2 separate regions of the Homo sapiens genome follow, and region 2 is linked to region 1. A link is a loop called in an ENCODE intact Hi-C map of the cell type or tissue named here. Cell type or tissue: natural killer cell. All regions are shown on one strand.

Evidence for each region. A loop is a pair of places that touch in the nucleus more often than their neighbours do. Peaks named below come from ENCODE experiments on the same cell type or tissue, not always from the same donor. Only the 100,000 strongest peaks of a DNase experiment are listed, where the experiment ranks them.
Region 2: a loop joins it to region 1, with 15 times the contacts of the local background. A loop is called at or near these places in 19 of 110 quality-filtered maps.

What each region holds. Positions count from the first base shown.
Region 1 is chr2:44,084,033-44,092,032 of GRCh38, forward strand. No RefSeq gene overlaps it. Among named protein-coding and RNA genes, the nearest start is that of PPM1B-DT, 81 kb to the right of the region's middle. In natural killer cell, CTCF peaks have their summits at 3,347 (motif pointing right) and 3,546; a DNase peak (open chromatin) is centred at 3,349; H3K4me3 peaks cover 434 bases; H3K27ac peaks cover 356 bases.
Region 2 is chr2:44,476,206-44,484,205 of GRCh38, forward strand. The region is part of intron 3 of CAMKMT (calmodulin-lysine N-methyltransferase); the gene reads left to right. LOC124907758 (a long non-coding RNA gene) reads left to right here. Exons shown (of 2, transcript XR_007086302.1): 1 at 1-8,000. Among named protein-coding and RNA genes, the nearest start is that of CAMKMT, 120 kb to the left of the region's middle. In natural killer cell, CTCF peaks have their summits at 3,394 (motif pointing right) and 3,595; a DNase peak (open chromatin) is centred at 3,386.

The sequences.
Region 1 (8,000 bases):
GAGATTGCAGTGAGCCATGATCGCACTGAGCCAAGATCGCGCCACTGCACTACAGCCTGGGCGACAGAGCTATACTCTGTCTCAAGAGTGGAAAAAAAAATAGGAAAAAATATAATAAAAGAATAGTTAACCAAGTGTGGAAGGAGTAAGAGGTGGCTTCCAGGAAGAAATGATTCTTAACCTAAGACCTCAAGGATGGTGTGTAGGAACTAGTCAGAAAAGGATAGCGGCAGCTATAGCCAGTAGAGGTGCTAGCATGTGCAATGTGCAGAAATTGGCAGCCAGAGAAACAGTTTCAGACTGCATATCTGATTATATCAACCCACACCCTCATAGTGCACACTTTTTGCTGCCTCTCCAAAAGACCGTTTCCCTCTCCCTCCCTCCTTGCTGGCAGAAAACTCCTTCTATGAGACAGGCTCCCTAGTTCCTTCTACTAGGCCTTGGGCACATAACCTAATTGTGGCCAGTGAGGCTGACATAAATTCTCTGCTTGGCCAAACTCTAGTCAGCCTTCTGAACTTTCTCCTAGGCCCATCTGTATACTTCCTTGTAAAATCCAGTTTTAGCAAAAACCCCGCTAAGTCAATTTGGCAAGAATATCCCACTCTCAATGTCTGATCGCCTTTAATATCTGACTGAGTTCCTCATTCTCCATCATCTTCCAGATGATAACTGATAACCATGGGCTGCCTTCAACAAGAATCCTGTCAGGTCAGTTTAGCCAGAATTTCCCCTAACCCACTCGGATGCCTTTCTCTCTCCCTCCCTCCCTCCCTCCCTCCCTTCCTTCCTTCCTCTCTCTCTTTTCTTTCTTTCCTTCTTTCTCTCTCTCCTTTCTTTCTTTCCTTATTTCTCTCTCTCTTTCTTTTCTTTTCCTTTTTTTTGGTCTTTCTTTCCTCCCTTCTTCCTTCCTTTCTTCCTTTCCTTCCTTTCTTCCTCCCTTCCTTCCCTTCCTTTCTATTCTCAGGGTCTCACTCTGTTGCCCAGTCAGGAGTGCAGTGACGCGATTGTAGTTTACTGTAACCTTGAACTTCTGGGCTCAAGCGATCATCCCACCTCAGCCACCTGAGCAGCTGGGACTACAGGCGTGCACCACCATGCCCAGCTAATTTTTTTAGTTTATGTAGAGATGAAGTCTTGCTACCTTGCCCAGGCCAGTCTTGAACTCCTGGCGTCAAGCCTCCCACCTCAGGCTCTCAAAGTGCTGGGATTACAGGTGATAGCCACTGTGTCCAGCTTATGTTTTCTCTTAGTAATTTTCCATCCACTGCCCCCCCAACCACAACCCTGCTTCTTAGCTTAAATTCCCAGTGGCCCTTGCTGTCAGAGTTGAGCTCAATCTCACTTGCACTGGAAAATCCCATTTCAGTAGTCCCTACACCTATGACAATGGTCCTGAATAAAGTCTTCCTTACTGTGCTTTAACCAGTATCATTAAATAATTTTTTTTTGTTAACAGGGCCTGAGGGCAAGTCTGTTTGGGGGTTTCTGGGAAAGGTTTTCCTCCTTTGTAAAAAGTTGCGAGGAAAAAAAATTTAACTTTCTTTGGCTAGATGGAGTCATGTCTATACGATACCTGGGACTGAGGCAGCTACTTTGTGGCCATAAGGTAACAAACCTAAGGACAAGTCCAATAGGCTAAGGATAGTGAAGATAAAAGGATCCTTCATGACAATATTGACCACCCCAAACTACTCTGGAAGCACCTGTCTTTTGCTTTTTGTTATATGAGATAATAAATATCCTTATGTTTAAGTCACTTCTAGTTGGGTCTTCTGTTATATGTAGCTAAAAAACCTTCTCACCAATACAGCCCTTAAATAGTTGGCTGGGCGCAGTGGCTCACGCCTGTAATCCCAGCAATTTAGGAGGCCGAGGCAGGTAGATCACCTGAGGTCAGGAGTTCGAGACCAACCTGGACAATATAGTGAAACCCCATCTCTACTAAAAATACAAAAATTAGGCCAGGCGTGGTGGCTCACGCCTGCAATCCCAGCACTTTGGGAGGCCAAGGTGGACAGATCACTTGAGGTCAGGAGTTTGAGACCAGCCTGGCCAAGATGGCAAAACCCCGTCTCTACCAAACATACAAAAATTAGCCGGACATGCTGGCGGACGCCTGTAATCCCAGCTACTCCGGAGGCTGAGGCAGGAGAATCACTTGAACCCCAGTGGCAGAGGTTGCAGTGAGCAGAGATCCTGCCACTGCACTTCAGCCTGGGTGACAGAGTGAAACTCTGTCTCAAAAAAAAAAAAAAAAAAAAAACCTTTAAATTATGTATGTATGTATTTATTTATTTTAGTAGACACGGGGTCTCAATATGTGGCCCAGGCTAGTCTTCAACTCCTGGGCTCAAGCAATCCTTCCACCTTTGGCTTCCCAAACCCATTATTTTTAGAATGAAGAAGGAATTCTCTTGTGACTCCCAAGGCCCTACTTGACCCCTGGGAAGTGTGCTCTTCTGTTTTCCCCCGCGCTCTAGCACCACTCGCCTTCTTTCACCTCCCTCTCCCCTGCAAGAAAAAACCTTTCATACCCGCGGCTCTCTCTGCCAGGAGAACCCTTCCTCCTCCATTCCCCTACCTGGTTCTCAGCACTTTGAGGTGGTTTGTAACGCAGCAAAACTGATCCAAAAGTAAAATGAGTTTGTGTTTGTTTTCATCAAGTTAAAAACCAACTCATTTTCCTTTTGTGTATCATCTGCAGGGGAAAAGCAATAATGCGCAGTTGACCTTCCCCGACCCCGGGCCCAGCGCATTTCTGGGGCATCTCCCAGCATGCTGCTTGTGTCCTGCAGAAAGCTCCGCAGCCTCCTTCTCGCATTAGCCTGACGGGAAAGTAAATTAGGGCTATTCCACCCCTGCACTCCCTCCCCCGCCCCAGTCCCAGCGAAGCCCGAAGCAAAACCCCAAATCTTGTAGCCCTCTGCGATTAGCCTGGCCATGCCACTGCTTCTCCCTCCAGGACTGGAAATCTGGGAACTGCTTTCATTAAGGGTGCCCAGCCTTGAGGATTGTGTCCCCGCCCAGTTTTAGCTAGAAGTTATTCTGGCAAGAGTTCACGGTGTCTGACTCCTTTTATAAAAAGAAGGCTCCCAGGAATCAGAAGCCAGACGGGACAGCGCAGTAACGCCCAATGGCCCGGATTACGCAGCCCTCGTTTTCCTCTAGCTGAGGTCACGGAGGAGCTTCTTGCCCCTCTGTGGGTTTCTTCCCTTCCCCGCGCCTTTCCAGCGCCGGCCAGTTCTCCCCCAGTTCCCTTCCAGCCGTCCCAGGTCCGCTTCCCCTGGGCCCGGAGCCGCCGCGCCATTGAGGACACTCTCCTCGAGGTGGCAGTAGAGAGCCGTTCACTGCCCAGTCCGCTGACGTCACCTTGTTTACCCGGCTCCGGGTCATTTTTAGATCTAAGATCACAGGATGTTAATTGGGCCAATGATTTCCCATTCATTTGGGCAAAAGGCCCTCCTACTGGGCGTTCGGACAAGTACGATGTCCTTCTTGATACATATTGCTGCGGGGAGTATTTATTTGCAAACACTTGTAGTTTCATCTTCAGGAGATAAGGGTGCTACCAGTGGCTCCATGCTATGGGCTTTTTAGGGTCACTTGAGTTTTGGAGCCTGAATGAGGGTGGCATTAACTGGGGAGAGAAGAAAGGGTAGATATTACAGTGGTGTTTGGGGAGGCATCCTTAGAGCCAGCAGAGAGCCTCCAGAGGGAATCTGCCTTTTTACTTCACCTTCCCTTCCCCTTGTAAAGTAACCACTGCAGTCAGTCAGCAGGAAAGCCTTTGGACTTTGGAACTTGGAGGGAGAAGGAAAGCAGCTGATTTGGCCTAATTGTGTCCTGATTAGTCGTGGGAAGACACCTTGTAACTTAGGGGCCAAGAGGCCCCTGCTTTGGATGCTCTCACCCAGGAATTGGGTCTGAATGCCTCAGAGCCATAAATCACACGTTTCACACACTGGAACTTTTCATCCCAACAGTAGCAAGCACACACTATTTCTTACGGGTCACTCCTAGCTACCCAGCTGCGGATGAGGAAAGGTGAGGCACACAGCAGCTGAATGACCGAGCTCACTCTCTCATCTCCAGGCCCTGCCTAGTTTTAGCAAAAGTAAAAGCATCAAAAGCACCGGGACGCCTGCTCTTCCAGCGCCAGGTTTGGTGGGTGGGGAATGGAAGGAGCTGGGAGTTTGTCTCCGACTGTTCCAGAGGCAAAATAAGCAAATACAAGCAAAAAGGATCAGCTGTGAGATCCTTTACAAGACAGCAGAAGCGTCTTATGCTAAGGAGAAGAAAGAGAAAAGCTATAATGTTAAAAACAAATGAGCCTTAGAAGTTTTTAAAGTGCCTGCTCCTTCCTCTCTACCTCCCATTCCACCTTTTTACATGCTGCTGCAGCTGCCATATGAATACCAACTCCCAGAAAGGGCAAAAGCGCTCTTCCTAGTTTGCAGTCCACTGGAGTGATCAGGCTAGGCTGAAGAGATAGATGGTTTTCATGCAGGCAAGAAGAGAAGGAAAATTCGATTCAGTTCAATTCAACAACCATTTCTTGAGCTCCTATTCTGCGTCAACTACTCAGACAGGCAATTTAGCTTATGAAAACATGGAAAGATACCATTCCTGCCACTGTGGAACTTTGAGTCTTGATGAGTGTATAGACATGGGGAGCTTTTTGTTCCCTTGGTAAAGCACAGGATGAAAGAAGGATGGAGAGAGACATTACATTGCAATAGAAAGGGAGAATGCCAAGTGAATGGCTTTGAAAAGCATTTCTCCACTCTGCTGTGGCATCTGCTTAAAAGTAGTGTTGAGGACAGAACCTGGAAACAGTGGGAGAGCTGCTTGGCAGAGAACAGGAGTCCCACACTACAGGCACTCGGACCTCTAAGGAGGCTGAGAGAGGCTGAAAGAGAAGAGAGGAAGCCACTTGCTCAGAGATCAAACTGGACATTGAAGGGCAGGGATTTTGGCAAAAGTTAAGAAGCATCACAGAACCATGCAAGGAAAGTACAGGGGTGTGGAGCATCCCCTATAGCTGTCCCAGGTGTACGTTCAGGAAAAGCATTTAGACCCAGCCTGAGTTTCTTGCATCTGTGAATAGGAAGAAATATGTGACCAGGAAGAAATAAGTGCTCCCAGGTCCCCTCGTCACCAATAATATCATCTTTTCAAAGGCCTTTTGTTGAGAACCTGGTGATAATTCAGATCCATCCTAACCACAGGGAGGTAGAGAGGAAGGAGCAGGCACTTTAAAAACAAGGAGAAAGCAGACAATGAAAAGTTTTTATTTTTCATGGTTATATGAAATTTTGAAAATATTTCTGAAGCTCTTAAATTGTTAAATTTAAAACAAATACAGACAACAGCATAAAACAAATATACAGCTTCAAAATGCATAAAGCAAACATTCTAGTAACCTTGTAACCACCCATGAGAAGAGATAGGACCATGTCAACCACCCCAGCAAGAACTTTTTAAACCATAGTAACTGCTGTAGGCTCCAAGACTGGGCGGATTACTTCCAGGATGTTATGAAGCCTCCAAGGAAGGAAAGGGCCTTTCAACTATCAATCAGGCAATATGATCAAGTGCATATAATAGTGTCACATACAAAGTGTAGGACCCTATCCCCACACATTTACCTCAGAGAGGTAAGGAAGGAAGAGGACGAAAGAAGAGAGAAAGGACAGGAAGGAGACAAGGAAGACAAGAAAGGATTCAGTATTCATAGAGTGCCTGCTATATGCTAAGTGCTTCACCTACGTTCTCTGTCCCTTTTAATTTTTAATTTTTTTTTTTTTTTTTTAGTGGGGGACAGAGTCTTGCTCTGTATTCCAGGCTGGAGTGCAATGGCATGATCTTGGCTCACTGCAACCTCCACCTCCGGGGTTCAAGTGAGTCTCCTGCCTCAGCCTACCCAGTAGCTGGGAATACTGGCGCGGGCCACCATGCCTGGCTAATTTTTGTGTTTTCAGTAGAGATGGGATTTCACCACGTTGGCCAAGCTGGTCTCAAACTCCTGACCTCCAGTGATCCACCTGCCTCAGCTTCCCAAAGTGCTGGGATTATAGGCATGAGCCACTGCGCTCGGCCTGTATGTTATCTCTGAAGGAGATACATGAAACATTAATCCTTACTACAGTTCTGAGGTTAGTGTTGTTAGGCCTACTTTACAGATGAGGACACTGATGCACAGAGAGGTTAAGTAACTTGTGCAGAGTCACATGGCAAGAATGGGGCAGAGTCGCTCCAGAGCTCCAGTCTTCCTCCCCACTCTAAATAGTGTTATGTATTAACACTATTAGTTAGTGTTAGTTATGTTAGTTAGTGTTAGTTAGGTTAGTATGCTGGATGCTTCAGTTTGCCTTTCTAAATCGACTCGTGATTCTTTTCTACTCTGCCCTATGCCACTAACGGTATCAATGGGCTTGGTTACTCTTTGGCTTCTAGTTGGGTTTAGCCAGTGGGTATCCTAGGTAGGAGATCAGAGGGAAGAAAAGGTGTGGGAGCCCTGGGGGATCACCTCTGGGCTGGCTGTATCCTTTGACACATGGTCACAGCTCTTCTCAGGTGCTGCTAAACATGCAGGGCATACTCTACAGGTTCTGGTGACTGCACCACTCCTGACCCCTTGAGGCCTAGGGTGGCCAAGTTGCTGTTACTTATTACACTACCCCTGTGGTTTCCCTACATCCTGCCTGCACCTTTGTAAATAGCCCCTTTATTCAACTCTTCTCAAATTACTCAATTTGAGTGTGCCATCTGTTTCCTGCCCAGGTCTGGCCTGATATAAATAGAAAGTCAGGAAAGCAGCAGCCCAGAGGCCTCCCCGCTAAGTGGGCAGCATTCCTCAAGGGTACAGGACCAGTCACAGGTGAATCAAGACACCCTCTCATGTGAAGGGCTTCAGGACGCGCTCTGTCTCTCTCCCTCTCTCTCTCCCTCTCTCTCGCTCTGTGTGTGTGTGTGTGTGTGTGTGTGTGTGTGTGTGTGTGAACACATCTTTGGCTTCCATGTAAGCCTAGACATCCTCCCACTGTTTCAGGTTTCTCAGTGTTATGCCAAGGAGCTCTTGCAGTGTCTGTTCATTGATTCAGAGATTCGTTCATTGATCAGGCCTTCACAGTGTTTCAGGAAATGTGAAGAAAATTCCATCTTTGGGTGACCATTAGATGCATGAGACTAATAGGAATTGGAGAAGGAAGAGGTGGTAAGCCAAGGATAAACACTGCAGATGGTGCCGGAATGGTCTCTAATCTGTCTCAACTAGCAGCTCTGGGGGTTTATGGCAGTTGTCTCTGGGTTTTTATGGTCAACTGCCATCCTCGTTTTACAAGGGAAGAAAATGGAAGCTGGAGGGTATGGGATTTATTCATTTCCTTGGGCAAGGTCAACAAGGAGAGGCAGTGCTTGATAGGAACTGAAGAAACCCCCACACTTTCCTACCCGTGTCCTGCAGAGTCTCCAGAAAATAATATTCAGTCTATAACACCTTCCAAGCTTTTACCAGAATCAGTCCTCTCTTGAGCAAGCCAGGATCAGAATAGGGCCAGCGCTCAGTCCCAAGAGCTTAGTACCACCATTCTCTGTCTTTACTGGGCACCACGTGCGTGTGTGTTTGGGGAAAGTATCTGGGGAGGTGATGGGGAAGGGAGAGGCAAACACAGGAAACAGCTCTTTTTGAGCTTGTCTGCAGAGACTGTATTATGAATATGAGAGATAGGATTTCCCTCAGTGAGAAATGCATGAGAGAAGCCAGTGTCAAGAGTTTTAGCCTTTCCCAATTCCAAATGCCATGGCAAGGTTTGCAGGACCAATCCAGACACCCAGTATCAAAATGTCCAAGGGTGTTTCCCATTCCTCCTTCTTGCTTAGAAGCAGCATCCAGGACCTCTCATAATGGCTGCTTTGGATGAGGACAATGGCTTCATTACCCATCCAGGCAGTTTCAGGAGATGGGGTTTCTCCTTTTTGTTTCTTCTATGCCA
Region 2 (8,000 bases), 390 kb after region 1:
ACTGTTTATTCCAAGTGCTTTCAAAATGAAGACACTACTAAAGTGGTGAAAGCATGTGGTTGGAAAAAAAAAAGTAGTAGGAGATTATTAATTTCTTAAAGGTAAAGATTATTGCAAATTCAAAAGATCCCACTCATTATCAATATGTGGTCCTTCTACAGTTTTGCATAGTATAACATATTCTTAAAATGGGATACATAGTGACTTTGTAGCATCAACTATTTAAATTTTCTAGCTCCTGAGTCCTTTTCTTGCTGTGAAATGTGTTCATTTTATTGTGTGATGATATTAACATATATCAAGAATATAAGTGAAATATTAAATCTTGTCATGTTCAGGGTTTTAGGGTTCTTAAAAATGTGTAAAGGTGTTTTTACACTGTGTAAAAAAAAACTTTATATGTTTGTGAGATTTTGAGTTACCTAATTTTATAAACTAAATTACTTTGTGAAAAAAAAAATGCTTAGAATCATATGTTCCATGTAGCTCAATATTGTTTTCTGGAATTGAATTAAATTATATCTACAGTTGCTTAACAGAAAGAGCACTTAATTTGTAATCCACAGACCTCGTGGTCTTAGGCAAGCCATGTAATTTACTTGTCTTTCAATTTCCTCATCTGTAAAATGGGGATAATAACTCAAAGGATTGGTCTAAGGATCAATGCTTATGAATAAAAAGCACCTAGTACATGACACATGGTGGGTGCTATATCCCAGCTATTATTATTATCCAAATGGCTTATTACTGAAGTAATGAAAGAAAGCTTTTATACAGTCATATCAATGGTAGTTCTGGGTTATAGTCTCAGAGACATCATTACTATGAGGATATAGAGAATTTAGGAAAATTTTAAAAATTATTTAAACAAAATTTGAAAAACATTGTAGGCATGTATTACCACATACAATTATATCTGCCTACCTATGTATTTAATCACTATCTTTTAGAAAACACACAACAAAAGTTCAGTTTGCCGTAGTTCATTATAGAGTTAATAGGAGCTTGGAGATTTGATCTAATAACATGCACTTCATAGTAGAGCAAACCCATGATGTTATCAGAAATTTTGGAGAAGTCCAGGATTGGGGTGTACAGGTGTACCCACCCTGAGAACCAGTGGATCTATATAAGTCTGGTGTATTGGTTTCAGTACAATGATATTTATATACAACTTTGTATCAAATAAGTTTGCTAAGCCCTATTATAAGTTAAAACTATTTTTAAACCATATTTCCCCACCCTGGTTTGGAAATTGATAAAACAGTTTAAAGCTGAAAAACATAAACTACAGTAACTCAATAAACAATTTAAAAATAAGTTGTGTAGGTAGCTGGAAAAAATTATAAATCTCAAAAGTATAGATTTAAGATAAAGCCCAGTTATCTAGAATTATAAGGTTATAGTACATTTTTGGTTGAGCACATTTAGCTTTTTCTATTCCTCCATTTTGCCTAGCTGCCATTTCTTAACTATGAAAGGAATTGAAGAGTCCATCAGAGCTTTTGTTCGCACTAAAGAATAGTCATTTGAAGAAAATGGTGCCAGGCCAGACATGTAAAGATATTTAAAGAAAAGAAGGAAGGTGATAGGCCTAAATTCAGGACTATTAGCATATTCACAATGGTACAGGTATAGGCTAAGCTTGGTCACAGGTGAAAGGCAGTAGTGTGAGAACTCATGGAATTAACAAAGCTACTTCACACAAAGGGACGGATGGTACTTCCTCCATGTCCATTCCTTTCTAAGATTTCAGTGGCAAACAGCGTATGTAAGGCTGCAGTGACAATTTGTTTCAGTGGCCCTAAAAAATACCTATATGTACCATAGATTTAATGTGTAAAATTAAAAGCAATGTATATTAAATATTTTCTAGGAATCTGTGATTTTGTGACCAAAGATCTGAATATACTTAAAAACAAATCCTAATTTTTTTCTAAAGAAACATGATAAATATCTGGATAGCTGGCTACATTTTGAAATATTCACCCAATATTTCTGCAATAGTCAGCATTTCAATAATAATTTTATTTGCTTTTTCATGGCTTTGAATTGGGTATTATTTTGTTTCTTTGTTTTGTTCTAAGTCTATATATTTTTTTTCTTGCCACCATTTGCTGTGATTACAGATATAGGTTTAGAGTTTAGCCTTTGCAATATCATCAGTTGATGGCATGTCTACAGCAATATGGTGGATAATATTTTTTATTTTCATAGTATGAGTGCTACTTGACTCTGACTGAATGATTTTCTGTTACAAGATTTTCTTTAGTTTATAGACCTACTTTACCTTGGCTTCTGAATATGCTGAAATCCTTCTGCCCTTGGTTATAACACCTTTTATTTGTTAACATTTAAAATGCTTTCAAATCTTTAACAATAATAAAGGCATTAGTTATTTTAATTAATTTGTATGGATGGAATAAAACCAAAGGGAAGGTGTCATTTTCTGGTTGCAATAAAAAGATATAAAAGTTAATTGCTTTTCTTTTCTTCCTTTTTTTTTTTTTTTTTGAGAGGCGTCTCGCTCTGTCGCCCAGGCTGGAGTGCAGTGGCACGATCTCGGCTCACTGCAAGCTCCACCTTCTGGGTTCACCCCATTCTCCTGCCTCAGCCTCCCGAGTAGCCGGGACTACAGGCGCCCGCCACCACGCCGGCTAATTTTTTGTATTTTTAGTAGAGACGGGGTTTCATCATGTTAGCCAGGATGGTCTCGATCTCCTGACCTCGTGATCCGCCCGCCTCGGCCTCCCAAGGTGCTGGGATTACAGGCGTGAGCCACCGCGCCCGGCAATTGCTTTTCTTTTCTAAGAAAATTTTGCTGACATCCTTGGTACATATTGCTATTCTTAAATGTTTGAGTTTACTAATCCTCAACAGTAAATATCTTTAAAAATGTATAACCTTGCTTAATATTAGTTACCTAAGAATGCCACAAGAAACTGGCATCTTTATAGTTACTTTATATTACAGAGTGTAATAAATTCTAGAAAGATGGGACTAATTATGGTAACAGACATTTTATACTCAATAAAAACTTTCCTTAATTTCACCCTTATGCAGGGAGTCTCAGTAGAGTACCTCTCTTTTGTGTCTTGGTTGGTATGGCATGGCACTAAGTGACATTAGATTAGCAACTGGGGAACAACTTTGTGAAACTGTTTATGGAAGTGAATTTTCAGAGTTCACGGTTGTGGGTTTTTTTCCTATCTCAGATCACCTAGCAACTTTAGATTCAGGCGGAAGTTGGAGTTTATTTTACAAAACATGAAAAAGCTTTTAAACCAACATTTTTGAGGTAAATCTGTAGCAAAAGTGAGGCCACCTGCTGTTAAGAAAAGTGCCTACACATTCATCACATTTCTGTCCCCAGTAGAGGGTACTGCTGAGTAAAACACTGCCATTGTTGTTCAGATCCTATAGGTGGCAGCAGTTCCTACAGTTTCAGAGCATAACAATGGCTCGATTTGTGGGTCTAAGAATAAAGCTGTCACGAACTCATGGAATCTTTATACTGTAAGGGCTCTTCTTTGAAATGTGATACATGAGAAAATTACCATTAATGTTTAGTTTCCCTTTTAAGATTTAAGTAGCTTATCTTTCTTTTAAGTTCCATTTTGTATTTGAAAGTGTGTCCCCAAACAAGTATTGACAGCCGTAATTTTATGGTGTTAAATTATGAAGTATAAATTTTTAGGTAATCTCAGGGAAAGATATGATGTAAACTTTTTTTTCTTTTCCTCTCCCACCCTAGCCTTCCACCCCAATTACAAGAATCATCCATTGTTAATGTTGACTGCTGCTGCAATCTTGAGAAGGAAGTCCTAGTTGCTATACAAGCATAATTTTCTCCATGTTCAGGAGCTGAGTGCTTAATGGTTTTAACATTGCCATTCAACTTTTAGGAGGCTTTGAACCAAATTGTAGCACCTATCAAAGAGTGATTTTATAACTCTCTTTAAGAAAAAAGATTTGAAACATACTGTAGTTTCTGTTAGGCGACACAGAACTGAGGATGTAAGTACTGTACTCTTAGAGCAACTCACCTTTTGCCACTCCCAAGCAGCAGAGTGCTTGTTACTTCAGTGGGTCACTTGCACACACATACACACACCCTCCACACATCCAGAATAAACTCCATATTAGGTATAACAATTGTAATTCATTCAGTTTTAACGGTCAAGTGAACATTAAAAAAATTTTCCCTGCTAATTATTGTGTTTAGTTCAGAGAGTTGCAAAATGCTAAATAAAACTAGTTTTTTGGTTCAAGTCAAAATAGAGTTAAGCCTATCTCTAGAAATGCCTATTCAGAAATTCAGCAACCCTTGTCTTATTGCTCAAATTAATTATCCAGAAACTGTATTATGATCGTTTACTCAAATTAATATGAAAATCTGAGAATTCTATCTTTGTTTTAAATTCAGGAAAGACTAGATTCTTTTTATTTATCATTTGAGATAACAAAGTAAACTAATGGCAATGTATGAGTATCTTAACGTATTTTGAAGGGAATAGGTTAAACTGTTACTCTTTTGGAGCTGATCTCTTTGTATCAATTAGGTACATTTGTAAACTCTATATTTTTGAACCATATTTTTGGAACTAATCTAAAGCTGTGAAATGAATACATTATTTCAAATTAAAACATACATATTTATATGTATTATACATATCATACATAGAGATGCATATATATATTTATTGAAGATAAAGGAAATGTAGGTTTTAGGGTTGTAGAACATTTGGATCATATAAATAGGAGATACATGCCTATACTTTCTATCATCCATATTATGTGTGTGTGTGTGTGTATGTATATATGAATACATTTATTCAATAGTATGTTCAGAATGATGTTTTTCATGAAGAATTATTAGTGTCACATATGATTCCATTTCCCATTTGGTGGATGTGAAAGGAAACAGAATTATATAAGCAAAAAAGTTTGCTGGGAACCTCACATGCTCTTAGTAATTATTTTGTGCATTGTCAGCTACTGAAAAAATTATTTGTTTTTAAAGGAACTACTAGGAGCAAAGTATAAATCAACTTATTTTTGAACACTTGTAATATTATATGTTCATATAAAATCTATTTTTGATGGCATAATGACAGTTTAATTATGTGCATTTTTTTGTCCTTGCTGTTGTTTTTAGCATATTTATAATAGCTAGCTGAATAGGAAAAAATCATCACTTAAGGCAAGGCTCTTCAGGTCATCTGTGAACATTCTGTCTATCCTTTCTTTAAAAATATTTTGAACACCAAGATATGACAAGATAAATTCCATTTTTATTTTTGCAATTCTCTTTCAGAAGCTTATGTTAAAATTAATTTCAGTTTATATTATTTTCTTATGTAACTTATGAACATGTAAGGATGATCACTTTGTTCTAATTTGTAAATTTTTACAAAGTATTTTAGTAAAATGATATATGTCCTTCAGTGAATTCATATTGCTATTCAACAAAACATTCCCTAATGATAAAGTTGATATTTATGTTTTGTAAGTAAAATCATTTCGATGAATGACAAAGCTTTTGATGAATCAGATACTATCAAAGCTTGGAGTTGTTTTCAGAAATTGAATGTATGCTGGTTTAAAAAATAAGCTAAAATATATTTTTAGGTATCATACATATGGGGAAAAAATGAGATATATAGTTAAGTTTGAACAGCTTAGACTCATTTAAACCCGGGTTTTAGAAATTTCAATTCCTTGTAATTAAAAATTCTGTTGATCTATTTAAAAATGAATATGTATTTAACTTTCCCATATTTAACAATAGTAAACTTTAATATTAGTAAAATATTACCTAAAAGATGTTCACAGAAACTGTTGACATGTTTGAAAGGATAGAATATAATTAACTCATGCATTTTGAGGGGAATTTTAGGGCTTAGAGAATTGCATAATAGACTGATAGGGAAAGACTTTCAGGAGAGGGAGCACAGTGACTGATATGCCTGAATTTGAGAAAGCAGCAGATACAATAAATGTCTGATTCTATGTAACAAGTAGTAAATGGAATTTTTCACTAATTGAATTTTTCTGTTTAACCTAGTGTCCATGTGTACGTATTGTACATATGACTAGTTTTGTAAGCATTAGAATATAATAAACTTAATCTTAAACATACACCCAAAACAATTACTTCCAAAAATTCTTCAGGAGGTCTATTGGAATCTTTAGTGTGAATGATTATCATTGTGAGCATCTATTGCTATTTTAGAGTCTTGCTTATGGGGAAAAATAATTTGATAATGATTGAGCTTTCTGATTACCTGGGTACTACATAAATAAGAGTGTTAACACTAATTTCTGTACATTTAGGTAAATATATTTACTTATAAACATTTAACGAAAATATTATTATTAAACATAGTTCTATTTTGAGTAAATAATTTAAAATGCTGGGACCGTTTTCTCTGAGTGGCCTTCTTCAGACTTCTGGACCCTAGAAATGGCCTTATACTTCACCCTAGGAGGGCCCTTTTTTTCACAGGCCTGAAACTCTGTAGAATCCATGTTGGATATTATTAATGAACATGTTTCTTTTTGTAGAGGGGAGAATGATGATTAGAAAGGTAAATTAGTATCATAAACACTCCAGATATTTCAGCATATGCGTGAAATTATTCTCTCTCTTCATGGAATCCATTGTCTTCATGTGCATCTAGTTTCGTGACCTACAAAAGAGGACTTCTGAGCCATGGGCATGTACAATCAGGTTCTGCTTAAAGTCAACATTTCTTATAAAGGCACCATCTGTATTACAAAGAATCATGATGCCAATGCTGTGGCTTTGAGTGCTGTCCAATGGAATCAACAAGTACATATAGCATGCATGTTGTGGGCAAGACATGTGCTTAGCACTATATAAAAATACACTAAAGGCTCCTACAACTGACATTTTCCCATTCAGGCCTGACTCTTCAGCCCTCTCTACTCTCTTACCTGAATAGATATGTCACCCTCAGTCAGTGTGGGGAGAATAAAGCTGAATGTGAAATTTAGCTGCCTTAACATTTAAAGTCAACTTTTCATTTAACTCATTTTTTTCTTCTGTGCTTTCAGAAAAACAATGATGAGATCAAAATTAGTTACTCATGAATTCAACCACAGTTATTAAACTTTACTATTTTTGAGGTATAGGGATCCAACAGTACCTGTTCTGAAGTTCATTTTAGTCTAATGGACTTTATTAGCCTTAAAGATGTTATCTAGTTAATGCAATATATTACACATAGGCAGTGTAATTGCTCTCCTCTGTTTAGAGAGTGTATATGAGTAGTCATAAATTCTTGATGGCATAACCCAAACTGGTATCCTAAATCCTTGACTTCTAATTTTAGACCATTGTACTTCTAAAGTTTGCTTGTAATTTGAGTATTAAGAAATTAAAGGACAAGAACATATGAAGGCCATCATGTAGCTCAAGGTCTAAGGGAAAATAATGCTGTTTCAGTTCTCAATATAAAACAAAAATAATTATATGAGTAATTATTCATTTTGAAAACTGATCTTCAAGTAAAACTGGGCTTAATCAAAAAAGGAGTAAGCCCTGAAGACCTTTTGCATTGTAAAATTCTAGCAAAGTTGTGATTCCCGTTGATTTTAAAGAGTGATAGGAGTGGAGCTTCTGAATATCCCCTGAGATTTTAGAAGTATATGATACTGGCAGTTGTCACAAAAATATATTTCTAGAGAAGTCTGAATAATTGACTCTTTAAAAATTATGTTTTCTTGCAAAATCTCTAAGGAACTGAAGAAGTTTCTAAGAATCACAGGCATGCTCTTAAAGCATTACCATGAGCCTTTACTCTGAAATACCTCATAGTGGTACCTCATACCTTCTTTGCAGAAATGAGTGCCTAAGTCCTAATGGGGAGAAATGTACTCCAAAATGATCTGAAGCCATTGGCAGGGAGACAGAAGAGATACTATTAGCAGAGCAGAAACAAAAATAGGTGGATAGAGCCAATGGGTTTTTTTTT